5 separate regions of the Homo sapiens genome follow, and regions 2, 3, 4 and 5 are each linked to region 1. Evidence: chromatin loops called from intact Hi-C (ENCODE). Cell type or tissue: dorsolateral prefrontal cortex. All regions are shown on one strand.

The links. A loop is a pair of places that touch in the nucleus more often than their neighbours do. Peaks named below come from ENCODE experiments on the same cell type or tissue, not always from the same donor. Only the 100,000 strongest peaks of a DNase experiment are listed, where the experiment ranks them.
Region 2: a loop joins it to region 1, with 2.2 times the contacts of the local background. A loop is called at or near these places in 4 of 110 quality-filtered maps.
Region 3: it touches region 1 in a loop (5-fold over the local background); 11 of 110 quality-filtered maps call a loop at or near these places.
Region 4: it touches region 1 in a loop (8-fold over the local background); 9 of 110 quality-filtered maps call a loop at or near these places.
Region 5: it touches region 1 in a loop (1.9-fold over the local background); 17 of 110 quality-filtered maps call a loop at or near these places.

What each region holds. Positions count from the first base shown.
Region 1 is chr7:105,266,657-105,271,656 of GRCh38, forward strand. The region is part of intron 2 of SRPK2 (SRSF protein kinase 2); the gene reads right to left. Among named protein-coding and RNA genes, the nearest start is that of SRPK2, 120 kb to the right of the region's middle. RefSeq lists an enhancer at 2,162-2,451. In dorsolateral prefrontal cortex, CTCF peaks have their summits at 2,360 and 2,710; no DNase peak of the experiment used is centred here; H3K4me3 peaks cover 3,596 bases; H3K27ac peaks cover 3,730 bases.
Region 2 is chr7:105,333,688-105,338,687 of GRCh38, forward strand. The region is part of intron 2 of SRPK2 (SRSF protein kinase 2); the gene reads right to left. Among named protein-coding and RNA genes, the nearest start is that of SRPK2, 53 kb to the right of the region's middle. In dorsolateral prefrontal cortex, a CTCF peak has its summit at 2,471 (motif pointing left); no DNase peak of the experiment used is centred here; H3K27ac peaks cover 391 bases.
Region 3 is chr7:105,385,201-105,390,200 of GRCh38, forward strand. It overlaps SRPK2 (SRSF protein kinase 2), which reads right to left and starts at 3,721. Exons shown (of 16, transcript NM_182692.3): 1 at 3,591-3,721; 2 at 3,448-3,502. The coding sequence starts at 3,606. RefSeq lists silencers at 2,872-2,971, 3,072-3,191, 3,532-3,661, 3,692-3,761, 3,772-3,821 and 1 more. In dorsolateral prefrontal cortex, CTCF peaks have their summits at 2,661 and 2,861; DNase peaks (open chromatin) are centred at 2,641, 2,891, 3,721 and 4,051; H3K4me3 peaks cover 2,268 bases; H3K27ac peaks cover 1,334 bases.
Region 4 is chr7:105,150,102-105,155,101 of GRCh38, forward strand. All of the region lies in intron 7 of SRPK2 (SRSF protein kinase 2), which reads right to left. Among named protein-coding and RNA genes, the nearest start is that of KMT2E, 140 kb to the left of the region's middle. In dorsolateral prefrontal cortex, a CTCF peak has its summit at 2,970 (motif pointing right); a DNase peak (open chromatin) is centred at 3,010; H3K27ac peaks cover 2,905 bases.
Region 5 is chr7:105,207,818-105,212,817 of GRCh38, forward strand. The region is part of intron 2 of SRPK2 (SRSF protein kinase 2); the gene reads right to left. Among named protein-coding and RNA genes, the nearest start is that of SRPK2, 180 kb to the right of the region's middle. In dorsolateral prefrontal cortex, no CTCF peak of the experiment used is centred here; a DNase peak (open chromatin) is centred at 3,053; H3K4me3 peaks cover 1,065 bases; H3K27ac peaks cover 3,272 bases.

The DNA of each region.
Region 1 (5,000 bases):
AAGTGAAAGCAAAAACTCTTAAAATGTAGCTGGACTGGTGAACAAGGAATTTAAGAATGTAATGATAATGCTACATGATATTGTAAGGTGTTAAATTCCTGGACAGGATATAGTGTTACAAGCCATAAATTCTTTTTAAACTTCAGATTCTTATTTTTCAAGTTCCTCCAAACAAATTAAAAAGACAAATGATTTGACTGTTCATTACCATATGACTTTTAATAAAAAGTAGGGGCAAGGGAGAGTACCTTCTTGTTGTAATATATCTACATTAACGAAACAACTTCTATGTTTGCAAAGTGTTGTCTGATTTATAAGCTACATTTATCAACCATTAAGTCAGGACAGCATAATGGCCATGAAATAATAATACATAAATTAAGTAATCTCTGGTAAAACTGTGCATGAAGTTATCAGAAGCAATAGTGGCTGATTTCTAAACTTTAAAATCATGACCACATGCGTCCTCCCTTTCCTTCAAATAACCACCAGAGTGTAGGTAAGTAAATAAATAAAATCACTAAAATATCTTAGAATATCTTTCCTTACAGAATGTATTTTAACCAGAAAACCTCATCCACTCCTAATTTGTTTCTCAATAATATTCATCCACTCTGTCCAACCCTCAATTTATCAGTAAAGAATTCATGATATTCCAAAAAGCTAATGTAATTATTACTGTCATCTCATTAAGTGTGCTCTTCCTAGTACCAAACTCTAACATTACAGCTGATACCCAGCTCGTTCACTATGCACACCACCCTCTTCTACCCTTCCCATCACCACCATTTTACTGGCAGAATATTCACAAGGCTGAAGACTGTTTCTCATCTCAGCAAACAGAATGCTTAAGATCAGATGGCTAGCCACAAACCAAAAGTTAGAAGCCACACAAAAATAAACACTAGCAGTCCTAAAATTTTCTACTTTCAGTCTCTAACAAAAGCAGTAACATCATTTTTATTTGTGATGCCCTAAGTTAGAGCCATAAGCTTTTTCCCCTGATTATACTAATAAATCAATTTAAAATGATAATTTTACATCAGATTATGTCCTTCATATACTAGCATACTTTAAATAAATCCATTTTACCATGGTAGGTTCTTCAACTCATTTTTTTTGTATTTTTTCTGTATCATTCCTTAACTACCACATTATTTCTCCATTATTTTTCTAAATATTACATCTATGAACAAAAAAGATAACCCTGCAAACCCTAGAAAAGATAAATCAACATATACCTTAAGTATAAAATATCAATATTAAGTATAACCTATTAGGTAACCAAGAGAAAGGTAAGCATCAACTGTATGCCCAGGAATCTCAATTTAAGACATCATGTAGTATACACTATTTTGGTAAACAGAACTGTATACAATATTTGCATATCAAAATAGGCAACTATAGCCTTATTTCTGACTTCAGATAAAAATATCTTAATTCTTTTTATAAGGCAAAACAGTCATTTTAATGAAATATCTCTTTTCAGATATAATCATATGATTGACAGATAAAATAATTGCTTTAAAAATACTTCTGAGTCATTTTGTCCTTACCTGCAGGCATGAACCATTACTGCATGCAGTGACTGTTCCATTTCCTAGCACAGACTTGAAGAAGCATCATATCTCTCTTACAGAATGTGACTAATCTGTGGGTTTGCAATTCCTAAGCTATTTACAAATGGCACTCCCTTACCATATAAGAATAAATATTTATTACAACCCAAAATCAAGTATTTTTAACCTACATTTTACAAATAACCTTCGTAATTCTGTAGAGCAGCAACCTCAACATATAGGAAGAAAACCTCACAGCATTTCCCTTTAAAAAAGCAAGATTTTTCTTTTCTGCTTTTTAGCTAAATTATTTTTAAAGCCTTCAACAGCTGTCACACATGAACCAGCGGTCTGCTGTGTTATGGTGTGCATGCTGCAGCTGATCAGGCTCCACTATTTTTCTTAAAAAAATCAATCACCCTTTGCAAAAGCAGAACAGCTTGCCCCAATACACATCTTCAATACAGCACAATACCAGCATGCAGGACAATACGTTATATAGCAAACTTGACAAGAAAAAAAAATATGTCCTGGTTTGTTTCTTAGCAATGCTACACCATTAATTGTTCATGCAAGAGATGTAGCTGTACCTTTCTGAAGAGGACGACTTCTCAGAGTTAACTGACATCAGCAGCTCAATCTTCTGCTTGATTTCTGGAAAAATCAGAAAATATTCACAACCAAGATTGCCTGCCCTTGCTTTCAAGCCTTATATCAAGAGATTTTTCTTCTCTAATCCCTTTTGTTCAGAATGAGGCCACAAGATTCGCAGTACTTCTGTTAGGACTGGGATTCAATGGTGCTATAAAGGGAAAAAGCTCCAGAGGCATCAGGCCTTGCTAAACTATGCACATGACTGTTTATGAAAGCAGGAAGTACCATTTCTTTAAAGCAGAGGGGTGTTTTCTTTTTTAAGGTAGAACTAGCATGGTTCTACAAGATGATTTTCAATTTAGCAAAATAAAATACAAACAAGAAATCTTGAACATCTGAATTAAATATACTAGATAATTTGAGAAGCCTGGGTAATCACGTCACAGGCTGTAATAAACAGATATGCAACCCTTGGCTGTTTCTATTTCACTAGCCCTAAAAAATATGGCTCAGTGAATCATTTTTGTCACTTAAGAATGAAATATTAAACCAGAACCCCGATGTATAGATTTCAAAATGTTTAACCTTTGTTTTAATTTCTTGATTGTGTTTAATTAAAGACACATTTAATATCTAGTGTTCCTAACTCCTCTAGAAAGAGACTTCTGATTTTATACCTTAATTTTCCCCTCCTCCTTAGCAGTACAGTACAAGTGAACAGCAACACCCATTTACCGAGCAGAGATAATATATTTGTCCTTTTAGGAAAGGATTGACAATAGACATCTACAACAGGAATGTAAGCACCAGTTCAACTTAATTAAAAGATAATTGCTGATACTGATTTGGAAGGGAGATAACAGACTAAAAGGGAAGGAAGGGTGAAAATAAGAGAGGGAAAAGATAAGGAGACAATCTAACACGTTTCCTTTAAAACATCAACGACTGACTAAAGCACATAATTTTAAGTTAATAAAACTGACATGGTCCTATTACCCAGACTATTTCATGTGTAAAGCTGTTTTCCTATCCCTAATAAGTATTTCCAACTGGATTTTTAAAACTGAAGTGTGCTTTCATAATAAAAAGTTCACATACTAAAAAATAAATTAGTGCCAATAAAATGCTATCAACAGTACCAGGATTTCAAAATAGACCTCAATAGTTTTTTAAGCAGTAAAGCAAATTTTTTTTAAAATGTTGACTATATAAATCAAAGTTGAATATGAGAAGATGTAAAGGAAAAAGGAATAAAAATTAGTTCCATAAAATACAATGGACCTGTACAGAAATATCCTCTCAGCGTTGTTAAAATAAGGATTTTTCCCAAATTTTTAAGCTTATAACTTCAATGAGCATTATAAAAGCGGCATGAATACCTGATGAGAGAGCAGAATCTACCACAGGGTGTAGCCAAGCTGCCGAGCCACTGGGAGAGCAGAGCACAGCGCCTATAGCTGGGGTGGTGCTGAGACTCACCTTGAGGATCAGGCACATGGCGCCACAGTGAGCCCTCAGCAGGGCCCCTCCCCTCATTTTGGAAGGAGCAGGGTGTCAGAGCTCAGACTCTGCCTTGGATTTAGGAACAGCCTCCTCTGCCCTTTTTTTTTTTTTTTTGAGATGGAATTTCACTCGTTGCCCAGGCTAGAGTGCAATGGCACAATCTCGGCTCACTGCAACCTCCGCCTCCCGGGTTCAAGCGATTCTCCTGTCTCAGCCTCCCGGGTAGCTGGGATTACAGGCGCCCGCCACCATACCCAGCTAATTTTTTGTCTTTTTAGTAGAGACAGGGTTTCACCATGTTGGTCAGGCTGGTCTTGAACTCCTGACCTCAGATGATGCGCCCACCTCAGCCTCCCAAAGTGCTGGGATTACAGGTATGAGCCACAGCACCAGGCCTCCTCTGCCATTTTTAATAGCTGTATGACCTTGGAGAAATTACTTAAACTCTCTAAAGCCTCTATCTCCTCTCCTGTAAAATGAGGATAATAACATATATCTGAAAGGCTGTGGCAAGGATTTAATGAAATAACCCATGAAAATAAAGTAGTATTGTGCCTGGGATGCCATGAGCCCTCCCTGCTTCATCTCTCAATAAATATTTACTGAATTAGTTAATGAAGGATACCAGGCCTGTCCAATGTTAAATGGTTTTTCCATAGTTTAAATCCACCTTCTCCTTCTTATCATCAACCTCAACATCCCCATTTTTATCACTGTAGTGTTATTGTAGGTGGGAACTTAACTTTAATCTGTATCTCAGCCTCCCTTCCTAGAGAATTGTGCTCCATGTATCAACTTGCTGCTTCAGAAAAGAGATTACACTTGAATCCATCTTCATCATGGCAATTTTGTATTCCAAAACAACAAAAAGTTCACACTTCAGTATACGTACGTATATCAATGCACTTAAGATGAAAAAGCCCAAGATTAAATTACACAGCTCTAACGAAGTTAATGCCTATCTTGTAAACACTGGAAAGAAAAGTTCAAGCTATAAACCATATTCTGACTGGTGACACTGGAAGCCCCAAACCAAAGAGGATTCTAATAATACATGAAAAGGTTTCCAACTTCATTTTCACCTTATCTCTAAACCTTCAGATTTGTTCATCGCTCCAGAAGGACTCAGAAATCAAGGAACGTTAACACTATGATACTGTATCCTTTGAGGCCCACATACTCTGTCTATGCTACCATCAACTCCTCCCTGTCCTTATCATCCATAGGTCTGGTAATTCCCCACATTCGTGAAGAATTCCAGAAGCCATTTAACTGATTTCCATTCCACCACAACACCTGCCATAATCGGGGGTACCTGGATGTCCATACTGATATGACTTATTA
Region 2 (5,000 bases), 67 kb after region 1:
GAGAATACACATATACATTTATTAACAATATTTGGTAATGAGCTTTTGGAAAATGTTTATAAACAGTATCATGCTTTATGTACCATTTACCAAACATTCTAGCCTAATGCTGTAATAACTGATCTAAATACCAACTAATATACTATATTTATACCATTATAACATATAAATATACACAGATTTCTTCCAGTCATTTATATCAGAAAATGCTATGATGTTTCTGAGTTTGTTTTTGTTTTGTTTTGTTTTTTTGAGACAGAGTTTCGCTCTTGTTGCCCAGGCTGGAGTGCAGTGGCGCGATCTCAGCTCACTGCAACCTCCGCCTTCCGGTTTCAAGTCATTCTCCTGCCTCAGCCTCCCAAGTAGCTGGGATTAAAGGCGCCCACCTAATTTTATTTTATTTTTTATTTTTTGAGACAGAGTCTCACTCTGTTGCCAGGCTGGAGTGCAGTGGCGCAATCTCGGCTCACCATAACCTCCATCTACTGGGTTCAAGCAATTCTTCTGCCTCAGCCTCCCAAGTAGCTGGGACTATAGGCACACGCCACCATGCCTCGCTAATGTTTGTATTTTTAGTAGAGATGGGGTTTCACCACACTGGCCAGATGGTCTCATCTCTTGACCTCGTGATCCACCCACCTTGGCCTCCCAAAGTGCTGGGATTACAGGCGTGAGCCACCACGCCCGGCCAATGCCTGGCTAATTTTTGTATTTTTAGTAGAGTCGGTGTTTCACCATGTTGGCCAGGCTGGTCTCGAACTCCGACCTCATGATCCACCCGCCTTAGTCTCCCAAAGTGCTGGGATTACAGGCATGAGCCACTGCGCCTAGCCCTGATGTTTCTGGTATTAAAATACGTATACAGTTTGGCTGGGCACGGTGGCTCACATCTGTAATCCCAGTACTTTGGGAAGCTGAGGCAGGAGGATCACTTGAGGTCAGGAGTCCGAGACCAGCCTGACCAACATGGTGAAACCCAGTCTCTACTAAAAATGCAAAAAAATTAGCCAGGTATGGTGGCACATGCCTGTAATCCCAGCTACTCAGGAGGCTGAGGCGGGAGAATCACTTGAACTCGGGAGGCAGAGGTTGCAGTGAGCCAAAATCATGCCACTGCACTCCAGCCTTCCAGCCTGGGATACAGACCAAAAAAAAAAAAAACAAAAAAAAAATTAATTAACTTAAAGAACACTACTTATTGGCTGGGCGCAGTAGCTTATGCCTGTAATCCCAGACTTTGGGAGGCCAAGGCGGGCAGATCACTTGAGGTCAGGAGTTCGATATCAGTCTGGCCAACACGGTGAAACCCCGTCTCTACTACAAATACAAAAAAATTAGCCAGGTGTGGTGGCACATGCCTGTAATCCCAGCTAATCAGGAGGCTGAGGAAGGAGAATCGCTTGAACCCAGGAGGCAGAGGCTACAGTGAGCCGAGATCGCACCAATGCACTCCAGCCTGAGCAACAAGAGCAAGACTCCGTCTCAAAAAATAAATAAATAACACTACTTATTATCAAATAATTATTAAACTTCTAATAAAGGAAGACAAAAAATTCCCAATTCCATGACTGATTATTTATAGCCACAAGATAATAAAGCAAACAATTGCATTATCATTCAGATTTTAAAAGAACTATGAGCAAATAATTCAATTATCAAAAATCAACTCATAGCTTTAAAATGAACCTTGGGCTGGATGTCGTGGCTCACATCTGTAATCCCAGCACTTTGGGAGACAGAAGCAGGAGAACTGGATGAGCCTAGGAGTTCCAGACCAGCCTGGGAAATACAGTGAGACCTCATTTCTACAAAACATTTTCAAAATTGGTCATGGTGTTGTCTGTCTCTAGTTCCAACTACTGGAGATGCTGAGGTGGGAGGCTCGACTGAGCCCAGGAGGTGGAGGTTGCAGTGAGATGGTGCCACTGCACTCCAGCCCGGGTGACAGAACAAGACCATCTTTTAAAAAAAAAAAAAAAAAAGCAGCCGGGCGCAGTGGCTCACATCTGTAATCCCAGCACTTTGGGAGGCTGAGGCAGGCAAATCACCTGAGGTCGGGAGTTCAAGACCAGGCTGACCAACATGGAGAAACCCCGACTCTACTAAAAAAAACAAAAAATTAGCCAAGCGTGGTGGCAGGCACCTGTAATCCCAGCTACTCAGGAGGCTGAGGCAGGAGAATTGCTTGAAGCTGGGAGGCAGAGGTTGCGGTGAGCCGAGGTCATGCCATTGCATTCCAGCCTGGGCAACTAGAGCAAAACTCCATCTAAAAAAAAAAAAACTTTGCTTATCGTATAAAAATAAAATATATACCAAATTTTCAAATTAAATAACATTTACTAAAGCCAAAAGCACAAAATGTTTATTTATGAAAAAAATCAAATGTTATCTTATTTACAATTTATAGTATTTTTCTTGAACTTTTCTTAAAAATAAATTTGGATATTGATTTGTTGCCACCTACTGGTTAAATTCATATTTGAATGGCATTTCACATCAAATATTCACTACAGTTAATAGAAAACACAGAGAAAAAAAGTAATGTTCTTTTCTTTACAACGTTTTACTAAACTACTATGATAAATTCTGCTTTGGAAAAGTCTGTAAAGTTACCTCACAAAATGGTGGCTTGACTTTTGACAGTATCTTCACTCAAATTTTTCTTTAGTGTGTTGGGACTGTTTTAAAATACCATTATAATTTATTAGAAATATAAAACCTTTAATGAAAATACTTTCAAGATGTTATTTTTAAATTTACAACTCAAACATGTATATGTACCAGTTTTTCAGAATATTGGAGTTATATAGAATTTAGGGTATTACCATCTTTTTACAGTTGATTTCTTAGGACTGAAAACCAAAAAAAAAGTTCTCATTACATTTGTTGTTATACGTCTTAAGTAAATTTTACTCTATAGCAATCTCTCCTCTAAATTCCTTTTTCATACTACACATTGAGGAAAGAGTCTGTTGTCTTACTGAACTACTTTTAAAACTACTTCCAGATTTTAAAAGCATAACAAATTTAACACTCTGAGTTCCCAATTCTAATAAATCAACTGTAAAAAGGCATTCCCTACAGTAACTGTGGAAATGTGAACATGGATTGAGTTTCTGTTTTTTGTTTTTTTGAGACAGGGTCTCGCTCTGTTGCCCAGGCTGGAGTGCAATGGTGCCATTTTGGCTCACTGCAACCTCTGACTCCAGGTTCAAGCAATTCTCCTGCCTCAGCCTCCCAAGTAGCTGGGATTACAGGCACCCGCCACCACACCTAGCTAATATTTGTAATTTTAGTAGAGATGGGGTTTCACTATGTTGGCCAGGCTAGTCTCGAACTCCTGACCTCAAGTGAGCCACCCACCTCGGCCTCCCAAAGAGCTGGGATTACAGGCATGAGCCACCCATGCCTTGATTTTTAGATGACACCAGAAAAATTATGTTAATTTTGTTGATTGTGATAATGCATTATGATTATGTAATAAATGCATGATTGCTGTGGGCTGAATTGTGTCCCCCCAAAATTCGTATGTTGAAGCCTTAACCCCCAGTGTGATATCTGAAGGTGGGGCCTTTGGCAGGTAATTAGGGTTAGAGGAAGGCATCAATGATAGTGAGGCTCATGAAGGGATTTTTTTTTTTTTTTGAGATGGAGTCTTGCTCTGTTGCCCAGGCTGGAGTGCAATGGCACAATCTTAGCTCACTGCAAACTCTGCTTCCCCGGTTCAAGCGATTCTCCTGCCTCAGCTTCCCGAGTAGCCAGCATTACAGGCGCCTGCCACCAAGCCCAGCTAATTTTTTTATTTTTAGTAGAGACAGGGTTTCACCATGTTGGCCAGGCTGGTCTCAAACTCCTGACCTCAGGTGATCCACCCACCTCAGCCTCCCAAAGTGCTAGGATTACAGGCATGAGCCACCACCACTGGCCTCATGATAGGATTATATAAAGAGAGACACCAGACAGCTTGCTCCCTAACTCTCCTAAGCGCGATGGCACAGTGAGACAGAAGGCATCTGCAAGCCAAGAACAGGGCCCTCCTGGAACCTGACCATGCTGGCAGCCTGATCTCAGACTTTCGGCCTCTAGCACTGTGAGAAAGAAATGTCTGTTGTTTTAAGCCACCCAGTCTATGGTATTTTGTTATGGCAGCCCGGGTCAACTAAGACAGTGATGTATATAGAAATATGTAAGGGAGAAATAATATGCAAGAGATATAACAATAATATGCCAACTGCTTTTAAATACAGTTGCAAAAAAGAAAAAAAATGGAACAAAATCTTAATGATTGTTAAATTTAGGTGCCAAGTACTTAGGGGTTTCATATGCTATCAGCTCAGTTTCTAAGTCTGAAGTTTCCTATAATTAAAAAAAACTTTAAAAAAGAAAGAATATTAAAAAAAAAAAAAACTTTTTCAATGTAACTCCTAGAACCAAAACCCTGAAAATAAAATGTTTTAAGATAAAGTACTAATTTGAAATTATTACAAGGCAAAAATAAAAGGTGAGTAGAAACTTTACCATCTTTAAATAAATTTAGTAAAAATTGTTACAAGTTTTTTTGTTTTGTTTTGTTTTTTGTTTTTGAGACAGTCTCCCAGGCTGCAGTAGCATGATCTCCGCTCACTGCAACCTCCACATCCCCAGCTCAAGCGATTCTCCTGCCTCAGCCTTCCGAGCAGCTGGGATTACAGGCGCAGGCCACCAGCACCACCACGGCTGACTGATTTTTTTGTAATTTTAGTGGAGTCGGGGTTTCACTATCTTGGCCACACTGATTTCAAACTCCTGACCTCAGGTGGATCCACCTCAGGTGATCCACTCAGCCTCCTAAAGTCCTGGGATTACAGGCATAAGCCACTGTGCCCCGCAGATTTTTAAGATAATATGAAAGTCCAACCTAAGGGTCTCAAGCTAAAAGCACTGACCTTAAAGGCTAGTATTCTGTTGTAATTAAGTGGCCTGTTCAAATCACTTTTATCAGGGGTTAAATTTTCTTAATT
Region 3 (5,000 bases), 120 kb after region 1:
GATGGAGTCTCGCTCTGTCGCCCAAGCTGGAGTGCAGTGGCACAATCCCGGCTCACTGCAAGCTCCGCCTTCCAGGTTCACGCCATTCTCTCGCCTCAGCCTCCCGAGTAGCTGAGACTACAGGCGCCCGCCACCATGCCGGGCTAATTTTGTTTTTGTATTTTTAGTAGAGACGGGGTGTTAGCCAGGATGGTCTTGATCTCCTGACCTCGTGATCCGCCCGCCTCGGCCTCCCAAAGTGCTGGGATTACAGGCGTGAGCCACCGCGCCCGGACAGCAGCCCTCTTTTTAAACAGGAATCAGAACCTGTCCCTTCCACATGTAAGCCTCCAATGGCCTACGAGGGTAGACACGCTCTGACTCCTGCCTCCCATCAACCTCTCTGGGCCACTCAGGCCACTCTTACTTTTGGGTTTCTCGAATACTTCCAGCCCATTCCTCCCCAGGGCCTCTGCCACACTGGATCTCCTCCTCATTCTCGATCCTGCCCAAATGCCATTTCTCAGAGAGTGGACTCTGGTCCCGGGCTGCCTTGATTCAACAGCTGGGCATGTTACTTACTTTTCCTGTGTCCCTGTTTCACCTGTAAAATGTCCGTAATAACGGTGCCTACCTCTTAGGGTTGTCACAAGGTATATGTAAAACAATCGACAGAGTGACTGGCACAGTGTTCAAATGTCATCTATTATTATTACTTAACATGTCCCATCTTCATTTTCTTCCTATCCCTTAGCCCTATCTGAAATTATCTTGTCACCCTCTTTGTGGTTTTCCCCAAACCTCCCAAGGTTAGCTTTGCAAGGAGCTTTGTCTTGTTCAAAACTCTATCACCGGCCGGGCTTGGTGGCTCACGCCTGTAATCCCAGCACTTTAGGAGGCCGAGGCGGGCGAATCACGAGGTCAGGAGATCGACACCATCCTGGCTAACACGGTGAAACCCCACCTCTACTAAAAATACAAAATATTAGCCGGGCGTGGTGGCGGGCGCCTGTAGTCCCAGCTACTCAGGAGGCTGAGGCAGGAGAATGGCGTGAATTCGGGAGGCGGAGCTTGCAGTGAGCCGAGATCGCGCCACTGCCCTCCAGCCTGGGCAACAGAGCAAGACTCGGTCTCAAAAAAAAAAAAAAAACAACCTCTAACACCATCTCCGAAGACAGACATGTAAATACCTATTGAAGACATGAATAAATAAATAACATCAAACAGTTCTTTTAAATAATATCTTGATTCAGGTCGGGCACGGTGGCTCACACCTGTAATCCCAGCTGTGTGGGAGGCCGAGGCCGGTGAATCACCTGAAGTCAGGAGTTGTAGACCAGCCCGGCCAACATGGTGAAACCCCGTCTCTACTAAAAAATACAAAAAAAATAGCTAGGCTTGGTGGCGGGTGCCTGTAATCCCAGCTACTCAGGAGGCTGAGGCAGGAGAATCCCTTGAACCTGGGAGGCGGAGGTTGCAGTGAGCCAAGATTGGGCCATTGCACTCCAGCCTGAGCGACAAGAGCGAAACTCTGCCTCAAAAAAATTATTAAATAAAATTATGACTTGATTCAAAGAGTTAAGTGAAAAATGGCAATGCCTCAATCAGTTATATAATTGGGCTGGTCCCGTTACCTTACAGACTAGAGCCAGTTCGTTTCATCATTAGCTGGTGTGTTATTTTCCCCCTCAAATTCTATCACATATACACAATACACAGTGGGAGAAACTGGCAGATTAATCTGTGAGAGGAAAAGCTGAGTACTGTGGCTATTCACTAAGTCTTCATCAACATACCACATAAATCCAAACTGCGGCCCACCAAAAAGGCCCTCGACCATTAGGAAAATCATACTCTAATATATGCAAATACAAGACACATATTGACTTAATTAGAACTGTTTTTCCACATGTACGTAAAGGTAACATGCACATATACGTGTCTATTTGTATATACATGCACACATAGCCATCTCCGACACTGGGGTCATACTTTTTCCACTTGTTTTTATGTTTCTGAGTATAACAGACTACGTGGAATTAAATCAATGCTTTGAATTAAGAGCTGTGATTAAAACACAGTACTTATTCAGAATCCTAAACATTACAGTTCTCCTTACCACTGGGTAAACTTCCATGGTTCACCAAAGGAAATCTCAAATTTAAGGTTGTAATTCACTTGAAAGCTAGCACTAATTTTTTTAAAAGCAACCAAAACTACCAAAAATCCAGTCCATTTTAACATCTTATGAATTCAATATCCAATTTTTACCGACCAATTAGTTCTTCAACTCTTTAGGAAGTGCTTTCCCCTTACTCTAATGGTTTTTTCTTTTTTTTTTTTTTTTAAGGTATTTTTAAGTCACTATCCACATTTTGTGAAACTGAAGGACCAAGGCCAACGAGAAGGGGAAAAAAGTGAGCGTGCTGCGACGTACCCCTCAAAGGAAACAACCAAAAATGTTTCTGGATTTTATTAAAGATAATGCTGGATTCTCGTTCCCCACAGTACCAAAGATGCCACACAGAGTATTCTTGCTCAAAAGAGCGAAGCAATTAATCTAGAGGAAGAGATAACGATGTCGAACGCTGGTAAATCAAAAAAATTAGGAGAGAGGAGTGGAAAAGGAGAAGACGCGGCGGCGCTGTGCGGTCTCGGAGCAGCTCTCCAGGAAAGGGTTCTTGGGCAGCGGCCCCCCTGCTCGGGTGAGCGGCCAGGCTGGAGGTGGCCGCCACGGGCGCGTTTTCCACTCCGACCGGCTCCCGCGCACACGCCCACCGCCCTGCGCAGCCCGCGACCCCGGCGCCCGCAGCGCACCCAAGTCACGCTCAACCCGAGCGGAAAGTTTCGAATCCAAACCCGAGAGCCGAAACGCACAGGTCTCGGGGCTGAACTCGCGCCAGGAACACGCCCGAGGCAAACCACTTGACAACCAGCTTAGGTTCTCAGCAGAAAGGCCGACAGGCGGGGGCCGGGGAGGAAGGGGAGGCGAGACACACGCCCTCCCGCACACTCGGCCCCTCCGCCTCCTCGGCCCGCGGCTCAGGTGGGAGCAACGCAGCCGCTGCACTCCCGCAGCGGGCGGGCCGGAGCCCAGCGGCAGACGCCGGGGCCCCTTCCGGAAAGGGCCGCGACCCCCGGGCCAGCTCGCGGGCAAGGGACGGGTGCGCACGCCCTGCCCGGCGCCTTTCCGCCGGCCTCCCGCCCGCCGGCCGGTGGCGACCCGGGGCGGGAGGTCGCGGGGTCGAGGCTCCGTGATGCTAGGGAACCGGCCGCGGCCCGCGCGCCCCTCCCCCGCCGCCGCCCCTCCCCCCGGGCCGCCCGCCGGGGGCAGGAGCCGAGCGCCAGCGTCCCGGGGGACCAGCCCGCCCGCCGGCCCGGGGACCCGGACAACTTTCCCCTGCGCGGCCGCGGGCGCCCCCGACGGGGCGGGGGTGGGGAACGGGGACAGGCGCAGCGTGGACTCACTTTTTCGGATGTTTCTCTCTTTTCGGCCTCCGCTTTCGGGCCTGAATGGCCAGCACTGGGGAAGAGAAGACACACATTAACGGTCGGGCCGCCCGCCCGGGCTGGCCGCGTGGCGGGGAGAGGGCGCGCCGCGGGCCACTCACCTTTCCGGGAGCTCATTCCGACGCGGCGGAAGCGGGGCGGGGGGCTTCGCGACGGCGACGCGGGCGCCGAGACGAGCTGGGCTGCAGCCTCCACTCGCTCCGCCGGCCGGGAGGAGACGAGAACCGCGCCTGCGCCGCCGCCGCCGCCGCCGCTCCAGCAGGGACCCAGCAAGACCCGCCCCCGTCCGGCCCCGCCCCCGCCCCGCCCCCACCCGCCGGCCCCGGGGGTCGGGACCCCAGCGCCGCGCGCCCAGCGCCCCGCGCCCCCGCCCCACCCACCTGTGCAGAAGTGGCCGCCGCCCATGGCCGCGCTGGCCCTCGGCCTCCCCCACCCCAGCCCGCGGCCCGGGCCTCCGCCTCCTGCGATCCTGCGGCTGGCCCAGGCCGCCCGCCTCTCCCGGGCACCGGACCCGCGGGACCCTCCCTCCCCGCCGCGGCCTCTCCCCTCCGCACCCCGGCCGGTCGCGCCGCCCGCTGCTCCATGCGCCCGTCCTTGGCCGGCGCCTCCGCGGGTCTCGCACCACCTCTCTTCCCGCGGCCTCTTCTCTCCCTTTGCTCCTCTACATCCTTGCAACCCCATGAGCGCCGCTTCCTCCTCTCCGGCAGGCGTGGAAAGGGCACACGACCAAAAGCTGGGAAACCTGGGTCCGCGATTAGCGGTGTGACCTTGGAGAAGTCATTTTCTCTCCCACCTCTAAGTGCCCTCCAGGATTGCATGAGTTTAATGAAGGAAAAGATACAGATAGCATTCAAGGTAGGACAAAGGTTTTGCACATGAATTGAAACTCGCTTCCGTAAACACCAGGTGTATAACAATTCAAAACAACAATCACACCAAGTAGTTATTTTCTGCATCCTACAATGAGGAAACTGAGTCCCAACGAGGTTAAAAAGTTTAACCAGCCAGGATCGAAATTCAGGCCTGGCCGTCGACAAACCACCTTATCAGGCTGCCTACAAAAGATGTGAATCAAGTTGATAGTGACACAAAAAGATAACTGCAATGTTCTCTTATTTATGTAAATAATTACAATAGTTTTTGAAAGATACGCATTCTGACTATTAACTCCCTCATTGGTCACACAACTGTATCTTTGACAAGGTGGCTTACACTAAGGATGATAAATCAGAACGGGAAACTCTGCTTGGATTTTGAAGAGTCCTTAACTTTTTATATTCAAAAAAATATCAAACCCTATAGAAAAGTTACAAGGAAAATACAATTAACAGCCAAATTAACCCATATTCACCAATTTTTAACATTCTGCCACATTTGCTATCTATGTGTCTGTGTGTATGGTTTATTTTGCTGAATCACTTGAGTTTTTGTAGACACTGTTACCCTTTATCCCTAAATATTTCAGTACATATCTACTAAGAATAAAGATAATCTCCCACATAATCAGAATT
Region 4 (5,000 bases), 120 kb before region 1:
TACTGACAAGTTCCTAGTAAGTACCAGTGAAGTAGATAAAACTAGGATAAGATTTTAAGACATTTTTTGCCTTAGAATATTTACTGTTTTGGATAATACTGCAATTAGGATATGTTTAAATTACATTTAAAATGTCAAGGCCGGGCTCAGCCTTGCCTTGTAATCCCAGCCCTTCGGGAAGCCGAGGCAGGCAGATCACTTGAGGCCAGGAGTGCGAGACCAGCCTGGCCAACATGGCGAAACCCTGTCTCTACTAAAAACACAAAAAAACTGCACAGGCATAGTGGCACAGGCAAGGTAGCACACGCCTGTAATCCCAGCTACTCAAGAGGCTGAGGCACAAGGCGGAGGTCACAGTGAGCTGAGATCATGGCACTGCACTCCAACCTAGGCGACAGAATAAAACTCTGTCTAAAAGGAAAAAAGAAAAAAAGCAAATAAAATGTCAAAGGACCAATAGTAAGAAAGATAACATGATGTAAAATATTTCCATGGAGAACATGGTTATACTTTTGAAGGAAACACAATCCAATGGGCTCATGTTATTCAACGACATTCATGCATCTTCCTGGTGCAAACTGAATAATATGTGGAGTTCTATATCTGAACAACAAAAGAGATTCTGAAAAGTACAAGAAATTAATGGATAGGCACATTGATGATGTCCAGCCCATAGAGGTCAAAGGAATACGATTTTTGAAAAATCGTTTTCCAACTAAAATTGTATTTCGGTATCAAATACTATCTCAAGGTAAAAATGTCAGTATCTTTCTTTCCTAAAATATATTTGACCATTTTCTCATGCACGAGAGTTGTCCTATCTTTCCACCTTGGCTTCTTTCACAGTTCAAAGGTTGATTCACTGTGCGGGAGGCTGCACAGTTAAGAGTTAATGTGCCTCAGTGTGCAAATGTGTTCACATGAGGTCCCAATGACAATGATGCACCTCATGACAAGCAAGAAGTGATCTCAGTAAAAACTTAAAGTTCCAGATTTTTTTTAAAAAAAATTGGCTATTGCACTCAACTAGGCTAACTTTCCTAAAACAGCAATGGGCAATAAACACAAGAAAAATACTTTGCCACTGGGACAAATAAAGTTAGTTAAGATAATTGAAACCATTAAAGGAAATGGCAACAGGGCAGCGTTAAAAACATGACCTTGGATTCAGACTGCTCTTAAATTACTGCTCAACCATTTACTCATTGTGTTACCCCTGGGCAAGCTGTTTAAGCTGTTTGAGCTTTCATTCTCATCTATGGGAGGGGGAAACACCTGTTACACACAAATGTAGCAATAAGCTTTAGAAATAATCTACGGAAAACTCACAAAAACAAAGTCTAGCACACAAGAAACTTAAATGGTAAAACGTATCTAAGTCAGAAGACTTGTACTGATATTGACTTATTGAATTATGATTTTTCATCACTTTTTAAAAATTAATTTCTTTTTAGAGATGGGATCCCGCTATGTTCCCAGGCTGGAGTGCAGTGGCTATTCAGAGGTGTAAGTAAAGCACACTGAAGCCTCAAGCTTCTGGCCTCAAGTGATCCTCTTGCTTCAGCCTCCCAAGTGGCTGGGATTACAGGTGTGAGCCACCACATCCAGCTTCCTAAGTCACTTATTAAAGTTCTCTGGGTTGGCTGGCACGATGGCTCACACCTGTAATCCCAGCACTTTGGGAGGTCAAGGCAGGTGGATCACCTGAGGTCTGGAGTTCAAGACCAGCCTGGCCAACACGGTGAAACCCCCTCTCTACTAAAAATACAAAAATAAGCCAGGCATGGTGGTGCATGCCTGTAATCGCTGCTACTCAGGAGGTTGAGGCAGGAGAATCACTTGAACCCAGAAAGCGGTGGTTGCAGTGAGCTGAGATCGTGTCACCACACTCCAGTATGGGCAACAGAGTGAGGTTCTGTCTCAAAAAAAAAAAAAAAAAAATTATCTGGGTCTCAGTTGTTTCCATTTCTAATATAAAAGGACTATACTTGATAACCCGTATGGTACATCCCAGCAACAAAACTTTGATTCCATAATTTAATTTTGAACTACTTTTTTCTTTTTTTGAGATGGAGTCTCACTCTATCACCCAGGCTGGAGTGCAGTGGCACGATCTTGGCTCACTGCAACCTCCACCTACTGGGTTCAAGCAATTCTCCTGCCTCAGCCTCCCTAGTAGCTGGGATTACAGGCACATGTCACCATGCCCAGCTACTTTTTGTATTTTAGTAGAGACGGGGTTTTCGCCATGTTGGCCAGGCTGGTCTCAAACTCCTGACCTCAGGTGATCTACACATTTCGGCCTCCCAAAGTGCTAGGATTACAGGCGTGAGCCACCATGCCTGGCCAGAACTACTATTTTTAAATGGTTTTATTTTCAAAAATAACATTTGTCTTTCCAGTGAAGTTTTAAGTAATAATGCACCCCAGAATCAACCAACATTGACGAGAACTCCTACAATTATTTATACAGGATAACTGTGACAATGGGAAAAACAAAAACACAAACCAAAAGGAATCATGTTTCATCCCCATGGATAGATCTCCCCTTGCAAAATCTGACAGAGTTAAGTCTTTACTAATTCTTTCCTCTGTTGCTTTTACTTGTCAAATCACAGTATGTTCATCTTTCTTGCCTAAAAACCTTAATACGGCTGGGCGCGGTGACTCACGCCTGTAATCCCAGCACTTTGGGAGGCCGAAATGGGCGGATCACAAGGTCAGGAGATCCAGACCATCCTGGCCAACATGGTGAAACCCCATCTCTACTAAAAATACAAAAATTAGCTGGGTGTGGTGGTGCATGCCTGTAATCCCAGCTATTCAGGAGTCTGAGGCACAAGAATTGCTTGAACTCAGGAGGCGGAGGTTGCAGTGAGCCGAGATCGCGCCACTGCACTCCAGCCTGGTGACAGAGCAAGATTCCGTCTCAAAAACAAACAAAAAACCTTAATACTTGGTGCTAGCAGCAGGAGGCAGCAGAGATCCTTTGGCTGCCAGGGAAGCTGAGATCAACCTAAGCCCAGACGAGCCAGGGACGTGACTCTCAATCATCCCACTCAGGGAGCCATTTCACACACATGAGGAACAAGTGCCAGGTTTCTCTGGGTAAAGTCAGACTTTGAGTTCAGCAGCAGTGCGGAAAAGAAGGCTAAGTCTAGGGCTGGGAGCTAGAAGCCCCGAGTCCCATTCCAAATTAACTAGCTACAGGTTCAGAGAAAGTTCCTTCTTTTCCTTGAACCTCAAATTCATCTTCAAAATAAGGGGCTTGGTTAAAATGGTCTCAAAGCTTGCTTTCTGTACATCAACATTTGTGTCAGATACCATCTATTACTGGTCTTCGCAACACAAATCTGCTCCTCTCCACCACAACTTGATTGAAATAGGTCCTGTAATCTTGTAGATAAGTCGGGGAACAGTCAAGCATAATGTGGAGACTCCTCTAAAGACTGTCTCCCTGGCCTTGCTCACAGCCCAGAGTGCAAAGCTTCCCCCAAAATTCTGAACTGTAAAAAGAAATAGAATGAGAGCAACTTTCCAAATTATGCTCTGCTACTGGTGATAAGCGGTGGACTTTCTTCCTCCCACACCTGAACAAAGGACACAGAGCAGGGAGACTCTGTCTCCTCCTACTCTGTGGGTAACAGAACCTAATGAAGCACCCAGAGAAACCCACGTGGGCAGCCAGATGGGCTGGCAGAGGAAGGAGGCGACCCCAAGCAGGAGTTCTTCATTGAGAATATTAATTACTTGTGGGCGTGCGGGACACCAGAGGGGTTCTCCGCAAGCCTAGAAGTTTCCTGCTGGAAACACTGAGGGTTCCACTAGATTTCCCTTCCACAGTGAAACACACAAGGCAGGTCCCACCAACTGCCTGTGAAAACCAAGATGTTAAACTCAATGGAGGAGCTTGGAAATACCTGTTAACAATAAAAGAGGACAAGAGCCAGAGACACGCTCAAACCAAAAATCCAGGGGACGGCGTCCTTACCCACATTGTCCTGAAATAGCCTCTGCTCCTTTTTCTTTCATCTCTAACTGGTGAGAATTAATGAGAAAAGCCAGCAGCTGTACTTCTGAATGTCATCAGGAAGAAAGTTAAAGCTGCTGTGCCCAGCACTGGGACTGCACAAAGCAATGGCTCAGGAAAGCAGCTTAGTCCCTTGAAACAGAGCCACCTCACCACATTTCCTGAGTCAAGGGCTCAACATCCTGAGGAGAATTCCAAGTCAATACAGCATCGTGTGCACTACCATGCTGAACAAACCCAGTAATATCAAAATGTTTACCAAATTGACATGAAAGCTTCTGGTCTGAACTTGAACAATACTGGTTCAGTCATAACAAAATTTACTGATAAACAGGGCCACTGAAAGAATTACAATGGTAAATAAATACTAAGTGTAGAGAGACAAAATCAGCCAATGATACAGGTGAGAGGACCTGCGGGGCACCACCGTGGCTCTCGGCATACTAGAGGGTTGCACCCCAAAGGGAGAAGTCTGGAAAAACATTGGGTTTTAAAGGTCTCATCTGGTTACATATTATAATATCTACTTCATAAAATCTAATGGCTATACTTTTTTTGTTTGTTTGGAGACAGAGTCTGTCACCCAGGCTGAAGAGCAGCAGTGACACAATCTCGGCTCACTGCAACCTCCGTATCCTGGGTTCAAGCAATTCCTGCCTCAGCCTCCCGAGTAGCTGGGACTACAAGCACGTGCCACCACACCCAGCTAATTTTTGTATTTTTAGTAGAGATGGGGTTTCACCATATTGGTCAGGCTGGTCTAGAACTCCTGACCTCATGATCTGCCCGCCTTGGCCTCCCAAAGTGCTGGGATTACAGGTGTGAGCCACCGCACCTGGCCCACCCTTATTCTTGTTTGTCTGTTTGAGTCAGAATTTCGCTATTGTCACCCAGGCTGGAGTGCAATGGCACGATCTCGGCTCACTGCAGCCTCCGCCTCCCAAGTCCAAGTGATTCTCTTGCCGCAGCC
Region 5 (5,000 bases), 59 kb before region 1:
ACTTTTGTACTTCAAAGGGCACCATCAAGAAAATTTAAAGGCCACAGAATGGGGGGAAGTACTTGTAAATCATAAGTGATAAGTGATAAGTGACTTGTATCTAGAATATATAAAGAACTCTTCCAACTCAACAATAAAAAGACACACTAATTTAACAATGGATAAAAAGGATTGGAAAGACATTTCTACAAAGAGGATATACACATGACCAATAAATATATGAAAAGATGCTCAACATCATTAGTAATCAGAGAAATGGAAATCAAAACTACAGTCTGACACCACTTCATACCCACTAGAATGGCTATTAAAAGAAGTCAGATAATAAGTTTAAGGAAGGATGAAGAAATAAGGATCTTCAAACATTGTTGGTGGGAAGGGTAATATAGCATAGCCATCTTGGAAAACGGTCTGGCAGTTCCTCAAAAGTTTAAACATAAAATTACCAAATAACCCAACAATTCCACTCCCAAGTATATACCCAAGAGAAATGAAAGCATATATCCAGCAAAATCTCATCCACAGTGTTCAGAGAAGTACTACTATTTTTAACGAAAAGCAGAAACAACCCAAACGTCCCCTAACTGATAAATAAAATGGGGTATATCATTACAAGGGAATGTTATTCACTAACAAAGAGAAATGAAGTACTGATATATGCTACAACATGGATGGATCCTCCAAAACCTTATGCTGGGTGACAGATGCCAGTCAGAAAAGACCGCAGGTTGTATGATCTTCCATTTTCCATCAAATGTCTAGAACAGATAAATTTATAGAGATGGGGTAAATCAGTGGATGCTCATATCGGGGGTTGGGGAAATGGAGAAAAAAGGAGGAAAATGGGGACTGACTGCTAGTAGATATGGGATATCTGTTAGGAGGGATGAAAATGTCCTAATGTGGTGATGGTTGTACAATTCTGTGAACATAATAAAAAACACTAAAATATATATGTTACATGAGCAAACTGTATGCTATGTGAATTATACTTCAAAAAGCTATTGTTAAAAAATAAAAGAAGCCAGGTGTGGTGGTGCACACCTGTAGTCCCAGCCATTTGGGACACTGAGGCAGGAGGATCGCTTGAGCCCAGGAGTTTGAGGCCAGCCTGGGCAACACAGCAAGACCTCATCTCTACAAAAACAACAATAAATTTTTAAAAAAATAAAAGAAAACCCCAATACAGCTATAGATATTTTAAATATCCAACACTACACCGTTATAAAATGTATGACTTCAAGAAACAAATATCTATGTAGAGATTTAAGCAATCAATATGCATAGTCTCTTTTACAATAAGCTCAGCTACATTCAGAGTGAAAATTAATCTGTAATTCTTTAAAAAGGAGACTGAAATTTTATCTAAGGGTCCAAAGTTTAAACAAGGTGCTAATTTAAGAACATGTTTTCATGTACTATAAGAAATATAAAGAAATATACCACTTCAGGCCGGGTGCAGTGGCCCCCACAGGTGATCCCAGCACTTTGGGGAGGCCACAGTGGGTATATCAGTTGAGCCCAGGAGTCTGAGACCAGCCTGGGCAACCTGGCAATACCCACAAAAACTACAAAAATTAGCTGGGCGTGGTGGCACACATCTACAGTCCCAGCTACTAAGGAGGCTGATGTGAGAGGACTGCTTGAGCATGCGAGTCTGCAATGAGCTAAGATCATAGCACTGCACTCCAGCCTGCATGACAGAGTGAGACCCTGTCTCAGGAAAAAAAGAAAGAAGAAAATAGAAAAGGAAAAAGGAAAGGGGAAAGGGAAGGGAAGGGGAAAGGAAAAAGGAAAGGGGAAAGAAAAGGGGAAGGGGAAAGGACAATGGAGAAAGGGGAAAGCAAAGGAAAAGGAAAGGAGAAAGAAAAAAGAAAAAGGAAAGAGAAAGGAAAACAAAAGAGCAAAGCAAAGCAAAAGAGAAAAAGAGGGGAGGAGAGAAAAAAGAAAAACACAGCACTTCAGTGATGGGAATGAAATTAATTTAGAAAGCAAAATTCCACTAGCTACTTATATTTTTCACAAAGAACTATATTTATTTTTACACTACAAAGAAAATTCTAATCATTACTCTAAATTTAAAATGTGGTTTAAAAAAACTTAAAAATATTTTTCTTTCAATATCATACTATAATACTAAAATTATCATCATGCTATGTACTTCATACTATATTCTGCATGTACACTTGCTCTGTCAGAAAAGGGAGGAAAAACTCAACAACCGAGGAAACTACAAGTCTCATCTGCTCTAAATTGCCATGGCAACCAGATGAGAGTTCCGATTTCCTCTCAGCTGCTACTGCGTATTTCTTTTCAGCAGAGAAAAGAAAAAATAAACTCTACATTTAGTAGGAAAAATGTCCTCTCCTTTGCTATCAGCTTAGATGGCAACTGACACAATTTAAGAAATACAGTTCAGTTAATTTTTAATCAAACATAAAGAAAAGGAGCTCCAGATGAATTTCTTCAGTTAGTATTTGAGGGACATTCACATAAAGTCAAATTTCATTTTCTTTCCTCCCTATGTCCACCCTATATCTATAACTTTTCTCTCTCCCTTCCTCCCTCCCTCCTTCTTCCTCTCTTGGTAATTACTGTCAGCTTGAGAAATACCCAATTTCTAATTAATAGTAGAATCGGTCAATATAGGTTGAGTATCCCTCATTCAAAATACTTGGGACCAGATAATGTTTCGAACTTCAGATAATTTCATGTATTCCTCTTTAATGAAAGGTTAAGTTCAAAAACTTTGTGTAAATCAAACCTAAATGTGCAATGACCCTCAATGACCCTCATCCATGTTAAATCTCCTGCTTCTCTTGAGTATGGGTAGATCTGTGAGTGTGAGATATTACACCTGTTATCCAATTATCTACACTACATGCCAAAGGGAGATCACACTGGGTGGCCTGACCTAATCACACCAGTCCCTAAAAGCAGAGGGTTTTCTTTGGCTGGTCAAAGAAGTGGAAGCGGAGCGGCGGGCTCCAGCTGCCTGGAAAAAAAGCAGACATCATTTGTGAACTAGGGCCACAGAGAGCAAAGAACTGCCAGTGGCCTCTAGGAGTGACGGTGCTCCCTGCCAACAGCTAGAAGAATAGTAAGATAACAAAGACCTCAGTTCTACGAACTCAAGGAAATGAGTTCTGCCAACAACCAGTGAGCTGGAAAAGAACTCTGAAGCTCAGATGAGAGCTGCAGATCTGGCCAACACCTTGGTTTCAGTCTAGTAAGAATCCAGCCACACTGTGCTGCCCTGATTTCTGTCCTACAAAACTGTGAGTTAATAAACAGGTGTTGTTTTAAGCTGCTAAGGGTGCAGTAATTTGTTACACAGCAAGTGAAAGTGAATACACTGCCAAGTTCCTCAAACTGTACTAGAGTAGATCATGGAGAATTATCAGACTTTGGCCTCAAAAAGATCTGATTTTTTTTTTTTTAAATAATTGAAATGGCCAGGGGACTTAAGCTGGGTAATCCAGAATGGGAAACAGTTCTCTTTTGGGAATAGGAGTATCTTATTCCCTGAATGAGTCCATTCGTGCATTGCTATAAGGAAATACCTGAGACTGGGTAATTTATAAAGAAAAGAGATTTAATTGGCTCACAGTCCTGCAGGCTATACAGGAAGAATGATGCTGGCATCTGCTAAGCTTCCGGGAAGGCCTCAGGAAACTTACAATCATGGTGGAAGGCAAAGGGGGTGCAGGCGCAACACAGTGTGGGAGCAGTAACAGGAGTGAGAGTGAGGGGGGAGGTGCTACACACTTTTAGAACAACCAGATCTCAGGAGAACTCACTGACTACCATGAGAACAGCATCAAAGTGGAAATCTACCCCCATGATCCAATCACCTCCCACCAGGTACCACCTCCAACATTCGGGATTACAATTCAACATTAGATTTGGGCAGGGACATAGATCCAAACTATATCACTCCCCAAGTCCTAATAGCAAACAATTGTAATTCCAAGCCAAATACTACTTACTTATTTCCTAAGACCATACTGTTTTCTAGAACGTAGTACACAGCCAACTCAAAGTTAGTAAGGATGTAAGTAAATCAGACCTGCTTCCCAACTAATCTACATTTTAGAAAAGAAAGGAGTTGGTGTTCTAAAGGTATTGCTGCCTGATCACCTCACTGAGTTCTGAGTTCAGGTTTTTATCATCTATTTCCTGGACTAACTTTTCCTCATTAATTTCCTTGTTTCTTGCTTTTATCCTTCCCATTTTACACATTAATTCCATATATTCTTTGCAAAAAGCAAACCTCTGGTTCTAAAATTGCATTTCAGCACTACATATGTCTTATGCCACTAGTACTATTAATATTTTATAAAACACTTGTGGGATCTGACAGAAAATATTACTACTGAAATGGAGAAAGACTGACAGAAAAGTTAAACCAGTGAGTCCAAATGCATGTAAAATGACATCCACTGATTCTACAACTACCCAGAAGCACACAGATGCCCAGCACTGAGGGGTGTACAGTCTAGTGAGGAGGGGAAAGTGCATGTAAACACACAAATGTAAGCAACTGCTCCTGGTATCGTTATGGAAACAGAGATGGTAGTGGGCCAAGTCAGAGACATCTAGAGGTGATCTTACAGACTGGCCAGAATGAGGCTGACTGCAGGAGGTCCATGTCTCAGGGAACCACATCATCAAAAGCACAGAGGCCCAAACTAATCTGGTATGACTGGAGAGAGGAAAGAGGTTAGGCATAGGAATAATCCACAATTCAAAAGAATAAACCACAATGCTAAGAAGCTTGGGCTCTATCCCTGAGGCAAGTAGTAGCCACTGAAATGCAACCATAGAAACAAGGATTAGCTTTCTGCAAAAAACATATGAAATTAGAGTGTAGAACAGGTAGAAAGGATAAAAGCAAGAAGAAAGAAAATTCATGGGAAAACGCTGCAATTGTTAGTCCAGGACAGAGATGATTAAAAACTGGAACTCAGAACTCAGTACAGTTGTTGCTCTGTATCCAT